2 separate regions of the Homo sapiens genome follow, and region 1 is linked to region 2. The links are chromatin contacts, found by Hi-C in ENCODE. All regions are on one chromosome and are shown on one strand. Each heading gives the region's core, a stretch centred on a gene start or an enhancer-like site at or near the end of the contact. The rest is flanking DNA. Distances are from core to core; before and after follow the strand shown. Region 1 has its middle 170 kb from the start of ICOS. Region 2 holds the start of CD28 (CD28 molecule).

Region 1 (7,519 bases), core at 2,861-5,360, 400 kb after region 2:
TTCAGTTTTCCTGATTTAAGCCTTATAGTTGTTTCTGTGAAGTTTTACAACTTTCTTCTGCAACCAACCCTTCTAAGGAAGTTGAGGATTTCTTCTCTCTGTTTTTCCCTCATCATCTTCTAATGATAATATAGAGATCAAAACTCAAGTGGTAAAAAGGAGGTAAGAAGAGAAAGTAGGAGATGAGTAGAATATGCGAGAATGAACTAATTAACTACATCAAAAGGGTGGGGCTGAAGACACTTTCATTCACCCAGTCTTCCAAAGCTATTTGTTTGTTTTTTGAAACAGAATCTTGTTCTGTTGCCCAGGCTGGAGTTCAGTGGCACGATCTCAGCTCACTATAACCTCCACCTCCCAGATTCAAGCGATTCTTGTGCCTTGGCCTCCCGAGTAGCTGGGATTACAGGCATGTACCACAACACCCCACTAATTTTTGTATTTTTAATAGAGACGGGATTTCACCAGGTTGGTCAGGTTGGTCTCGAACTCCTGACCTCAAATGATCCTCTCATCTCAGCCTCCCAAAGTGCTGGCATTACAGGCATGAGCCACTGCCCGGCCTCCAAAGCCATTTGTTTTGTTTTGTTTGTTTTGCTAAACAAAGAGTTTAGCAAAAAGGACCAGAATATAACAGCCAAATCTAAATTTTTTTTAAAAAATACTAGTAACAAATCAATAGCTCTTATTAGGAAAGTCGATAAATGTCAGCCAGGCTCACAGTGACTAGGACAGAGTTAATGAACTTACTGTCCATCCAAAGGGTCATCCAGAGCCTTACTGTCCTCACACTCAGCTCTATATGCGAGGTGCTTGACAGACAACATCTGGTTAGTTAAAATAAATAATTTTAATTTCTTATAGATTTAATCAGAGACTGGGTCTCGCTATGTTGCCCAGCTGTTCTCGAACTCCTGGCCTCAAGTGATCCTCTCATCTCAGCCTCCCAAAGTCCTGTCATTACAGAGACGAGCCACCGTACCTGGCTATTACTTAAATAGTAAATTCATTTGGCATTGCCATTTGGTGCTGATGACCCTCTTCAGAGTCTCCCCAGTATCTGCCAAGTTTCCAGACAAAGTCACAATCACAAGGGCATACTCTGAAGAGGCTGTTTATTCGGTACAGATCTTGTGTATTTTTAATCACAACAATTTTCCTTTTATAAAGAAATCTCATTTGACCTCTAAATAGGCCATCATACATTTTATATTTTCTCTGAATTTCTTCTTGGGTTGGGATCCGAATAGTTTTCATCAAGGGTGGATTGCAGTCTTCCTAGGTACATCTTTTTTTTTTTTTTTTTTTTTTTTCAGAAGAGGGTTTACTAATTTTATCAGGTTCTTAAAGAGGTCTGGGAACAAAATAAGGTTTAGGATTATTGGTTTTCCAGTCTCTAATTCTTACCTGTTACCTCTAAGTCCACTCACTATCTTGATCCTTAACTGCTTCCCCTCTTGGAAGCATCTTTGGTCCTTATAGGTTAGTACAGGTTTTTTTCTAGATTTCTGATCACCACCAATCAGAAAATATTTATAAATTATATGCTGAAAGATCTGCAGAATCTTGCAAGCTTTAAAGACTATAGAATGAAATACTCAAATGCTGTATTCTTTTCTCATGTCTGATGAAGATACCTGTGCCATGTATTTTTTAAAATCAAAGTTAAGCCTGCGCAGTTGGGTTCAGTTTAGCTACATGAATTGTTCTAACCCTCATGTTGAAGTCAAATGGTTTCTTCAATGCATTTTTTTTCTGATAAAGAATAAAATAGTGTATATTTTGTAATACCTAGAAAAGAAGTTTTAAAATGTTCTCAACACAAAGAAATGATAAAAATTTAAGGTTTAGATATCCTAAATGCCCTGATTTGATCATTACACATTGTATACATGTATGAAAGTATCACATGTACACCAAAAATATGTACAATTATTATTTATCAATTAAAAATATTTTTTAAGAAGGCAATGAGGTCTTCTTATTTTTCCTTGTAGCCTCAGTATTGACTATGACCACTGAGAAAGCCAAAATCCCCACTCATTCACGGAATGTGGGGGTGGGACCAACCCCCCGAGAATTTCCCTAATCTTCCTCCAGGTGTCAGCACAGGCCCACTCATCTTCCCTCCCACCCCACCCCCTCCTGTCCATTCATAAAGTGGAGGGTGATTTGTGGTCTGCCTCACTGTGATTGTAGAGGAAAACAGCCATCTTTGCTTGTCTCTGCACTAGATTTGTTTTTCTAATTTCTTTTTACTTGAAGGTTTACCAGCTGCTTTATTACCAGAGCGAGGCTTCCTTGCAGTCTCTTTTCTTTTTCCTCTCCCCCTCTGTTCCCCTCCTTTTTGTTCCTAGAGACAATCAGTGTCTCTGGTCCCAGCTGCCACTGCTGATTTTTCATTACAGTTTAATTTAAAACTGGGATTGGAATGGAAATGTCTTTTTGCCATTTGGGGTTTGTGAGGCCTGTGGTTTTATTGCCAAAGGCACAAATGTTAGTTACTACTGTTTTTCCAGAGTTTGCTGGGGAGGGTGAAGGGGTATAGGAGAGTAGGAGGGAAGAAAGACAGACTGACCTAGTGGAAGTGGGAGGGAAACTGGAGGGGGAAATCCCTCTTTCGGAAGGCAACTTTATTCTGCGAATTGTTTTGTTTGATGTTTTGAAGAATACGAGTTGGGTCACGAGGAGGGAGAAATGGCGTAGGATCTCCCCAAATGTGTATTTATGTAGGCTAAATATTTGTCAGCCCTGGAAATGAGATGGCTGAGGGAGGGACGATCACACAGACACAATTTGGAACTAGCACCAATGTAGAGAAAATGGTTTTCTTTTTAAGTAATAGTAACGTCTGTGGCTGATTCACTTGACCACAGCCGTAAATGGGAATACCCAAGGAAGGACTAAACGGTATCTAACCTCAGAGGAAACAAGCTCTACATGTTTCTATGCTCTCACCTAAAAGGAGACATCAGGCATCTATCTGCACTAGCTTCTGTGTTCTCTCTCCTTTTATATTTCTTGGACTCAAGTCCTAGGATTTATTTACAAGCCTCCCTCCAGTCGTATCCCAGTCCAGCTACACAATTAATGTTTCCTATAATCTCTTAGAAGGTTCTTAGTGAATGATTGTTTTGATCAGATTAAAACTAAACAGTCTGCTAAAATTGATGATGTTTTTACCTATCTAAGTGTAAAATTAAGAAGGAAGGACATTCTTATTTGAAAGTAATCATGCAGCAGGCGGTGGAGAGAAGCTGAGGCATTTGCACACCTTGATTTCAATATTTAGCACTGACATTGGAGGCAGTTGTTTCCTGGTTGGGGAGGAATCTACAGAAACCGGAATGTCTTATCTGTCTTGCTAAAAACAATTACTGTCTCTCCTCCCAGCAAGAATCCCGCTCCTCCTGGATACACCAGTTTTGGATGTCAAACCGAATGCTCCATTATCTCTACAGATCGCGCTGACTCTTCACACTGTGGAACATTTCAACCTCCTCTCCAACTGGCCTCAGGCGGCTGTCGGACTGGTGAACTTGTCTGGGGTAAACACATCTCCCTGTCACAGAGCAGCCCAAAGACTCAGCGTGCTTTGCGGGTGCTTAAGGCCTTGTGCTGCCAGTCTGCACATTTTGTGTGCTCTTGGTTAATCGGGACATTTTATCCAAAAGCACATTTCGGCCAGGCTTCCTCTCCTGCAGACTCACCCCCATCCACTCCTTCCCCACCTGTCTAGGGTGTTCTGTTTCCCTGCTGCAGGGCGGAGGGCAGCGGTCCAGGAGCCCCACAATCATCCCCAGTTTCCAAAACTGTTGTGGTTGCCTTTGCAGTTCACACGGACATTCTAGTGGTTGGAATTTGCTCACAGAAGACATTCTACTAATAACAGGGGAGATAGTTCTCATTTGTCTAGTTCAGAGTTCATAGCACACAAAGGGGGAAAGAAAATAATAATAATGGAAACCGTTTTAACCCCACCAGCTGCCCCGCCTCCATCACAACAACAGAAACAAGAACAACAACGACAACTCCCTCACCCTGTGCCCTGTGTGGTTAACTCCAACACAACCACAGCCCCCGTGCCGGAAGCTGTGTGTGGCTGAACGTCCCGATGTGATACTGAAATATGTGTAGAGGAAATGCCTCTTCTGACCCCTCAGTGAAGCTTGAAACTTGAAGGAGCTGATTGACATTTGAAGAAAGCAGCTATTTTTGTGTGTGTGCAATTTTCCCGGATGAAGAAAATTGTCCAGCTCTCCCTCTCCGTTGCTCAGCCCTCCCCCAGAGGCTACATCTCATACCAAGCAGTGGGCTCTAAGGGCAGGTCTGCTTGTGCTGTGAGGACACAGGTGACGTCTTTAAGGACCTTCTTTCCTGCTCCAGTATACCACATGTTGTGGTCAGCTCCCTGTAAGGCAGATATTGCAGCCACCTTTTCTTTCCAGGTTTACCAAAATAAATGCAGGGGGAACTATGGATGGAGCATTTTTTGCCCTGTTTGACAGGAAAGTGGCTGTTTGATCTTCCTTTGTGCTATAGGAATCTTCAGAAATCTCTTGGAAAATCTCATAAACCTATGTTAGTGGCCACATATGGGATCCATTAACTCCTCATTTCTGCTTGTTCTTAGCAAATTTTTGTCTGGTGACAACATAAAAACTTTGGATTGTTTTTGTTTTGCTTCACACCAGAGAGAACTCTGTTGACTGGCTTTAGTTTTGAGAAAATATTCAGCAAAAAGCAGACCGGGTTTGGAGTGAAATAACTAATTCTAAGTAAAGCTTGGTGGAACATTTGGTTCATGAGGAAGTAGGGGGACATTTTTCTTCTTTGGGTTTCAGGGGGATTCCAGAGTTGCCAGTGTTCTGGGAAGACGTCTCCTTTTCTGATGAAATTGAATAAGAAATCCGGGCTTTCTTCCTATCTCCAACTATGTGTATGGTGTGATTTTGGAATAGTGGAGTGGTCTCTCTTAGTTTCTCAATGTTTGTTTTCTAAATAGAGGACAAAGCAGCAACATACTCTTTTGCAAGACACGCCAATATCCTTAGATAAAAAGGTGTTAAATAATGACATCATACCAGTATTTGGAACTAAAATTACTCGTGTATGACAAAAACCAGATTGGAGGATGTTAACTCAAAGTAGACAGAGAGAAATTTAGAAGAAAATTGGCTTTTATTTTTCTGTTTTAAGTAATTAATAAATGAAACACAACAATCTGCGCTTTCACCCACAGGCAGCATCAGGGGACATCAAACATTGCCTTTGAAGTGGGCCCCCAGTAGGGAGGACCCCACTGTTCAGGCTACTTTATAGTGGTAATATACTGTCTGGAAAAAACAGATGCCAAGAAATTGTGCAGATTGTATCTCTGAGCATCTGAAACCCTAAAACTTCAGGGGGCCAAGGAAGGTCCCAGCCCTTTGATTTTTTTTCTCTTAAAAAAAAAAATTGGCCTAAAGTATTAAATTGAAACAGGCACTTCATTTCTTTCCTTCATTTCTCCCTTCACCTCAGGAGACCTACGTTAAATTCCACTTAGATCACAGCTAGATGTGGGTTTGATGGTCTCAAGCCACCTTTTAACTGTACGTTCATCCCATAAATAGAAGACGAATAAAGATGTCAAACTTCATCCATATGATATTCTGACACACGTGGCTCTCTCTGTTAAAGAGGAGCTCAGATGAAGATGGGCTACAATGGATTCTACAGAGCAGAGAACTGCAACAAACCACAGTGAATTTGCACACATAAACAAGAGCAGTGTGGATTACAAGACGGTAGTTGGCAGAGATTCACTTGTCAATGTCGTTCTGAATGGATGTTTGCAGAAGGACAGCAATTGGGCTGGTGAATTCAGTGTGGGCCACTTTCCTAAAGCCATCGTCATCAAACTTTGTGTTTAAATGTCTGTTTTCCAGGGCAAGCCAAGTAAGGCCTATGCTTAAAACAAGGTGTTTTGAAATCAGATTTAGCTCTTCATGTTCTGAGTAAAGATACAGGGATACTAATTTGGGGATTATGCTATTAAGATTTACACATTTATCTGTGTCCTAACTAGGCAAAGAACCAAATCTAACAACTGGAAAGCAAGAAATATACTGCCAAATATTGGTAATTTCTTCCCTGGAATACTCATGGCTATTTTTAGTTTGTTAATGTAAAAAGCAGTGAGATGAAAAGTGAAGTGATCTGTTTCCAGAAGAAAAACCGGTCAAATCTTCATTAATAATTCCTGTAGAACGCTCCATGGGCCTTTATCTGACAGCGTGACAAGCTGAACTAAACAACAGAGACTGTAGGAATGTAAAAGACATAATCTTAACACCAAACCTTCTGAAGATTTGGCTGTCATTTTACATTAAAGGCAAAGGGTAAAAACCTCCATTGAACAGACAGAGTTTGCAGCATGATTATAGTGCTAAAATTTAGTGGGGAAGAAAAAGCTGACATCAGAGTTAGTAAATGGTGGTGTTGCAGGGTATCGAACAACTAAGCTTTCTTTGCATGACTAGCTGGAGGTTTTTGAGTGTGACGGATATGACGCAGGTATGATGAGATGTAATTTAATGATTTTTAGGCCTGGTGACAAATCTTCATTATCAATAAAGACCGTGTAACAAGTGTTGAGCTATAACCATTGCATAAAAACTAACTCAAGAGTCTAGACTCTGCTTATATTTCCATATAGTGATTTATACTTCCCAATGTCTTTACATATTATAGTGTCTATTGAATCATGACAATGCTATGGGGCAGTCAGGGTAAACATTATTATGCTCTTCTACAAATGAGGAGCTCAGTCAGAAATACAAAAGGACTTGTCCAGGGTTAATTACCTGGTAAATATCTGGGTTGAGATTAGATCCAGTTTTTCTGCCTTTGTACCTGTGCTTTTGCTCTCTCTGTCTCTCTCTCTCTCTCTCCATATATATATATATACACACACACACACACACACACACACACACACATATATATATAAAAATACAATATATTTTAATTTTATCTTTATTTTTTAGAGACAGGGTCTTGCTCTGTTGCCTAGGCTGGAATGCAGTGGTGTGATCATACCTCACGGCAATCTTGAACTCCTGGACTCAAGCAGTCCTCACCATTCGGTCTACCAAGTAGCCAGGACTACAGGCATGAACCATCACATCCAGGCAGGTTTTTTTTTTTTTTTTAATTTTTATTTTTTATGGAGGCAGGGGCTTGTTATGCTGCACGGGCTGGTCTTGAACTCCTGGCCTCAAGTGATCCTCCTGCCTCAGACTCTCAGAGAGCTAGGATGATAACTGTGAGCCATCATGCCTGGCCTCAATATATTTTAAAAATAAAAACAAGTGCAAGCTGCAAAAGTTGAATAGATCAGTGTCTATCCAGGCAAAGATTTCAGAAAAGAGTTAGAGTTAGCAAGAATAGATATAAAGGCAATGAGCAAGGGCTATGGGAGCACATTTATGTTGCAGCTCCTCAAAGTTGCAGGTCTTCTTGTCCATCATGTGAG
Region 2 (7,504 bases), core at 2,250-4,749:
GGGATTTTTATAGTTTCAGGTCTTACATTTAGGGCTTTAATGCATATTATGTTAATTTTTGTATATGGTGAGAGGTATGGGCCCCGTTTCATTCTTCTGCATATAGCTAGCCAATTTTCCCAGCACCATTTATTGAATAGGGAGTCCTCTCCCCAGCATATATTTTTGTTAACTTTGTTGAAGATCAGTTGGTTGTAGATATGTGGCTTTATCTCTGGGTTCTCTATTCTGTTCCATTGTTCTATGTATCTATTTTTATACTAGTACCATGCTGTTTTGGTTACTATAGTTTTACCATGTAATTTGAAGTTAGGTAATGTGATACTTCAAAGCTTTGTTCTTTTTGCTTAGGATTGCTTTGACTATTCAGCTCTTTTTGGATTCCACACGATTTTTAGGATTGCTTTTTCAAATTCTGTGAAAAATGACATTCTTTTGTTCTGACAATTCTTAACCCCACTTCAGACCAGTTTTCTCATCTGTAAAATGGAGATAATAATAATCTTCCTCACAGGTTGTGTATTAAATGAGATCTGGAATGTAAAGTTCTTAGTATGGAAATGCTATTATTTTTACTGAAAATGTTGTAGGGTCTCAGTATCCTGTGTATTGCCGGATTTAAGGTCCTTATTTTATTTCTGTCATTTCTACCTCTTGGTATATGTGAATGCTATTGGATTTCAAAAGCAAATGTGAAAGGATTCTAATGAAATGGTTTGCTTCTTTAGTGTCATACATGTTAAAACATAGGAAGGCAAATGTCAAAGTTTGTGTTTCTTTTTATTCTATGGAAAGAAAATTAAATATGGCTCATCAAATAATAAGGCCAATAATATTTAATTATTGTTTTGTGAATTCGTATAAATGAGCTGACCTCTCTGGGCTGCAGCTTCCTTCTCTGCAAGATAAGGGAATTAGGCCAGATGAGTGAACTGTTTCTTTTTCAGCTAAGTTTGACCCGATTACTACTATTTACATAGTATTAACTAGATGCTATGTAGTCATCTTTAATATGCTTGAAGACAGTTATTAACTCACTCCTTAGCCTTTTGTTGTTGATCATGGAAAACTACTGGGTATCTTTGTTTCTTCTGTGTATATTCTCAGTATGTATAATGAGTCTCAGAGCCTCTTGTTTTAAGATCTGGGTAGGCTGGTGGCTCTAGAATATGGATGACCTTTTAGGAAAGGTCACCTTGCCATCTGTAAATTTTCCCCCAGATAGACTTCAGGCCCTGGGGAAGGCATGGGTTCCCCTAACTGGATAGAGGATCAGAGCCAGGAAGACTGTGTCAAATTCTAGAAGTGAATCTTCTCCAGGACTCAGGGCATAGCTTTGTCACTTACCTATAGTTCAGAAGTGTGAGTGAATCATTTCCAAGGACAAATTTCTCCAAAGGACCAAAAGATGTGTTAGTAAGAGGGGTTCACAAAGACTGTGTTTGTGGGAAAATTGAAGTGTGAACAAAGAAGGTCTACCAGGACAGGAAATACTTTTGATCTGTCATTTATCAGATCAGGAGGGAGGGACATGAAGCCTGCCTCCTCTTACAGCTAGGTCATCAAAGAGTTTGACTGTAGCATTTTAAAATAGCGAAGAAAAAAAGGTAACAACACTAGGGGTTTGTTAAACAATTTATGATATAATTAGAGAATGGAATATTATGCATCAATTACAAATAATGTTTATAAAGATACTTAAATGACATGGGAAAATGTTCAAGATATAACAAATAATAGTACATATCTGATGAAAACTATAAGTAAAACATGATATTAAACATGTAAAAATCTTAACAGACCAACAGGTGGAAGGCAGTGGACCAGAATATTAGCAGTGTTTATATTAGGGTGGTAAGAATGTGGATGAATCTTGTTTTAATGCTTATAATTTTTCTAAACATTCTCAATGAAATATGCCTTACTTTTATAGTCAGAATAAAAAGCAATACAAGTTATCTTTTAAAACAACCCACATACACAAAACCCCCAACTAGAGTAATTGCACAAAGCTTAGATTATCAAAAAGAAGAAAAAAATTACTGGAAAAGTTTTGAAGAAGTCATTGAGTACAAGATACTGACGTAGGTGCCGGAAGAAGAGAGCAGTTGGCCGTGCTGGTGGAATAACCCTCTCTGCAAAGGGCCTGGGAGTTGAAGAAGGGTGCAGTCGGGTGGTGGTTATGAATCTCAGAAATCCTGCCACGGAGCCTCCTTTTGTGCCCTATTACTTAACCTTGAGGGACATAGAGAGCATGAGACACCAAGGGGCTTTTGGTTGCCTTACTGTCCCACTAAGAACATAGAATGTTGTTTTGACTTTCCCTTTGCTTAGGGAACCTCCCCCAGATACTCAGCTGGCTGGCTGCTTGCACGTAGAATGGGTTTTGCAAAGTTCCTAGAAGTGAGTTGGAGGAGGCTTGACATAAATCAAGCACTGTGTGCTAAATGCTCCAGAGGGCTACCTTATGTCCTACACAAATGTTACATTTCTAATATTTGTAACTCCTTTAAACGTTTATGCAGATGTTTCCCAATTCCTCAGTAGAATTCTTACCATTATCTTTTTGACACAACCTGTCCCCATCCTATGAAAATCTCTCCTCTGCTAGAGACTTTATTCTTTCTTTCTCTCTCTCCCCCTTCCTTCCTTCCCTCCCTCCCTCTTTCTTTCTTTCCATCTTTCTTTCTTTCTTTCTTTCTTTCTTTCTTTCTTTCTTTCTTTCTTTCTTTCTTTCTCTTTCTTTCTTTCTTTTCTTTCTTTCTTTCTTTCTCTTTCTCTCTCTTTCTTTCTTCCTTTCTTTTTTCTCTCTCCCCTTCCTTCCTTCTTTCCTTCTTTTCTTTTCTTTTCTTTTCTTTTCTTTCTCTCTTTCTTTCTGTCTTTCTTTTCTCATTCTGTTGCCCTGGCTGGAGTGCAGTGGCATGATCTCGGCTCATAGCAGCCTCCACCTCCTGGGTTCAAGCGATTCTCCTGCCTTAGCCTCCCTAGTAGCTGGGATTACAGGTACCCACCATGATGCCTGGCTAATTTTTTGTATTTTCAATGGAGACGGGGTTTCACCATGTTGGCCAGGCTCGTCTTGACCTCCTGGCCTCAAATGATCCACCCACTTTGGCCTCCCAAATTGCTGGCATTACAGGCGTGAGCCACTGCACCCGGCCTGTTCCTTCTTAAGAACACTTTGTCTCCCCTTTAATCTCTGCTGGATTTCAAGCACCCCTTTTACACAACTCTTGATATCCATCAATAAAGAATAATTCCCATAAGCCCATCATGTAGTGACCGACTATTTTTCAGTGACAAAAAAAAAGTCTTTAAAAATAGAAGTAAAAGTCTAAAGTCATCAAAACAACGTTATATCCTGTGTGAAATGCTGCAGTCAGGATGCCTTGTGGTTTGAGTGCCTTGATCATGTGCCCTAAGGGGATGGTGGCGGTGGTGGTGGCCGTGGATGACGGAGACTCTCAGGCCTTGGCAGGTGCGTCTTTCAGTTCCCCTCACACTTCGGGTTCCTCGGGGAGGAGGGGCTGGAACCCTAGCCCATCGTCAGGACAAAGATGCTCAGGCTGCTCTTGGCTCTCAACTTATTCCCTTCAATTCAAGTAACAGGTAAACAATGTTAATGTCTTTCTTTCTGTAAATATTTTTTGAGGTCTTCCAATTGGCTTAGTTTATTTTAAATTTCTAACAATGTGTGAAATTTGAACATTTGAAGTGTAGTTTTGCTGTAATAGGGCAATGTGTTATTTTGAAAATCATTGATTCTCAGACTACAATATAGTATCTTAACAAAAGTCCCTTGGAAATAAATTTTCTAAGCTATTAGTTTCTCTAGCTATTAGTTGATAGTGTCCCAAGAATTTATTATTATTATTATTATTTTAAATTGAGATGGGGTTTCACTATGTTGCCCAGGCTGGTCTCAAACTTCTGAGCTCAAGCAATCCACCTGCCTCTGCCTCCCAAAGTGCTAGGGTTACAGGCATGAGCTACCATGCCCGGCCAATAATTTTTAATTTATGTATCGTTTCTTTCTTTCTTTCTTTTTTTTTTTAATTTAAGAAAGCTGCTGTAAGTAGATTGGCTCTGGAAGCTCTGAATTTAGGTTGCCTATGTTCCTAACACAGGTCCAATTCTCACTAGGTAAGCTTAGGCTTAGCTATTATTTAAACTCTCCAAACCTCAGTTTCCTTAACTGTAAAGTGGGAATAATAATAAACCTCACCTCAAGGTCATTGTGAGGTAAAATGAAATAATCCATGCGAAGGGCTTAGCTCAGTCAGGCTTCAAGATAAATGTGAACTGTAATTACTCTATCTACCTGAATTGAATGAGTTCCAACATGAATTCTGGAGTCACCACAGAAGCTGCTACAACACCAATATTAATAAATTAGTTTTCTTTTACAATCGGCCAAAATGTATTTTCTTAGATTAAAATTCTTTAAGTTCCCAATGACGATGATGAGGAGGATAATACATCTAGCACTTTGAGCAGCACACAGTTCTCGTAACTAGAAGGTAGGTATTACAGTTAACTTCATTTCAGATGAAGAGACTGAGGGGTAGGCACATTAAGGGATTTGCCCAAGGATGTACAGGTGGCAGCTATAGGAGGCAGGGTCTGAACCACCTTAGTCTGACTCCAGTGCCGGTGTTGTTGATTATTATGCTATTCCATCTAACATGGTGTGATTTGTAATTTCATGGACTCAGGTAAATCCAGGGTTAAATTAACTTCGGAAAATCACAAGCACAATTCCTAACAGAAAGAATTTGTTACTTGGGTGGGCTGGAGTAAGATGCTCATTCAACGTGTTCTCAGAGTTAGAAAAAGGCCCCCGCTTGGTTCAAAAACTGGACTGATAGGGGTCAACAGTCATGCTTAAATAAGGACAGTTATTTTTCCCTGAAAGATACATTGAAAAGCCAGTATCCTCAATTTTCTTTCTTATTTTGGCAGTACAGAGACTGCATTATTTGTTGTTATTCTTAAACATTAAGTGTACATAGCCCAAAGAGTATAATTTCCCAATCTGCAGAGGTACAGTAGTTGCATATATACCCGTTTATTTTATGGTCTGACGTACCAGTGAGCACAAATTGTGTATATTTATAAAACGTGTTGATATAATGAAAGACATGAGTTGGCAATGAGATCTGGTACCAAGCGTTTACAGCTACCAAATATATTCTACAAGAATCTTTAACATTTATTTTAAAAAGGTCAAACCTTATTTTTAAGAGATCTCTCAAACTTAAAGAATATTTAAAATTACTTAATTTGTTAGACAGTCAAGGGAAGCCTACCCTGACTGAAAACTATTTAAAATTGGTAATTGTACACTAAATACTTTTCTGATGTGCTTTGTGGACACCTATCTGTCATCAACTTATTCACTCTCTTTTGAAGAGTTTTTGGTAAGACTCAAAACTTTGTATGTTTTCTTTAGAACATTTATTAAAAGGGGACTAGCTAGATAAGTGGTTGGAGAGTTCACACACATAGGGCCTTTGTTTTCTACTTTGACATATATTTACTTTTCAAATGCCAATTCACTTTTCTAGTAACTTTTAGCATTTGATACTGAGTGGCTATCTAATGAAGAAGGAAAGAGATGGGAGTGAAGGGGACACTTTTACAGTCTTTTCCAGTAAGAAAACTTACGAGCAAGAAAAGAATGACCACATAAAAAATGTATGATTTGGCCTGGTGTGGTGGCTCACGCCTGTAATCGTGGGACGCTGAGGCGGGTGGATCACTTGAGGTCAGGAGTTGGAGACCCGTCGGGCTAACATGGTGAAATCCCATCTCTACTAAAAATACAAAAAAATTAGCAGGGTGTGGTGGCATGCGCCTGTAATCCCAGCTACTTGTGAGGCTTAGGCAGGAGAATTGCTTAAACCCGGGACGCGGAGGTTGCTGTGAACTTAGATTGCACCCCTGCACTCCAGCCTGGGAAACAGTCTCAAAAAAAAAAAAAAATTATGCTGCATTCTAATCAAATAGTGCAAAGCTTCTTGTGTGCTTTGCCTTTCTCTGTACACACCTTCCATTAAGAAATTATAGATAGGGAAATTCTCTGGTCAAAGTGTAACTGTCCTTCCTAGGTCTGAGAAACCACTGTTATGCCTGTGTTGAGATGTGTATCTGTGTGCGTGCATGTGTGTGTATGTATGTATATGAAGAATAGTTCTTTTTTCCATTAATTTAATAATGTGTGTGTATGTATGTATATGAAGAATAGTTCTTTTTTCCATTAATTTAATAATGTAACTTATTTGTTTACAGCATAGCTTAAAATATTTATTCTATAAAGGTTAAGTCTAACCTGATTCCTTATGAGTTGGATGACAGTGTAGAGAGATATTTATGGCTAAGTTAAAGAAGTGTGATTTAGGAAGAGTGAGGAAACCTTAACTTAGATAAGCCCTTTGCATGTTTTCTACTAGACTCGGATAATTGTGCAACTGAGATCCACAGAGAGTATTTTGCTGGACTTTGGGATAGGAGTCCAGCCCAGAACTACAGAGCCTTAAGAGGGAAATGCTCTGGGATTGATGATAGAAGGATGGTATGCACAAAATACTTGACATTGGTCACATGTTTCAGGCCATATTTGCTATTTTTTAGCAAGCCTAATCATCCAGTGTGAAGAGAAAAATCAGCATATTACCACTTATTTTTCCATGAGATCATTCCTTTTCACTTCTCCAAAACTTGGGCAAAAAACTGTCAAAATGGCCAGTTTGGACAAAGCTAATTTCTCCAGCGCCTTCCCTTAGCGCTTATTTTTCTGAGAGAGGCATGGAAAGCAGGAAAATAACTGACATTTAATAAAAAGTCATCAGCAAAGCAATTAAAAATTTTATTTGTACTCTAGTCTTCAGCCAATGACTCCCCTGAGCTGGTTGTATACGGAAAGAAGTAATTTGTTTCTCACAGTTAAGTGTTGCTCTGAGACTGGGCTTGGGAAAGTAAGGTGAAAAGATGAATGTCAAAAAATCAACAGATTGCCGTATTTACATGACTTCCAATATGCTGTGGCCAGTTTTTCTGTTAAAAGAAATTGACTGGATGTTTTTGTCATTTCAAGTAAATTTGATGGATATTTCAAAAGTATAGGCATTGCTTAAGGATTTGTTTTACTCTACTACCGTGCCCTAGTTAACACATTGTGTTTTTTAAGGCAACCATCCAGCAAGGACGTTTACAGCAAGGACTGCAAAATTAATATCAATATATCAATACCAGGAAATGGAATGAGTCATTGCCACAGATAGATTAGAAATAGAAATGAATCTGTGATTGTAACTCCAAAGCTCTCACATTCAAACTTTTACTATGGGTGGGGAGAGGATCTCGCTGCCTCCCCTTCTTTAAGACATAGACCCTCCTCCTTTTTAACGTCTTATGCCTTTTTTCAAGGGTGGAGAAATGCCATATGATTACCATTTGGCTTTTATCTTGTGTGGATATCTTCCTCCAAGTATTTCCTGCAAGC

What was found. A loop is a pair of places that touch in the nucleus more often than their neighbours do. Pooled maps may share reads with other maps.
Region 1: a loop to region 2 is called in a pooled map, with 4 times the contacts of the local background. The contact joins the enhancer-like site here to the promoter of CD28 in region 2. A Hi-C loop is called at or near these places in 7 of 50 pooled maps.

What each region holds. Positions count from the first base shown.
Region 1 is chr2:204,106,346-204,113,864 of GRCh38, forward strand. No RefSeq gene overlaps it. Among named protein-coding and RNA genes, the nearest start is that of ICOS, 170 kb to the left of the region's middle. Within about 2 kb of position 4,111, at least 13 of the 41 ENCODE cell types and tissues checked have a DNase peak (open chromatin) inside an H3K27ac peak, as active enhancers do.
Region 2 is chr2:203,703,140-203,710,643 of GRCh38, forward strand. CD28 (CD28 molecule) reads left to right here and starts at 3,500. Exons shown (of 4, transcript NM_006139.4): 1 at 3,500-3,609. The coding sequence starts at 3,558. RefSeq lists an enhancer at 3,380-3,529.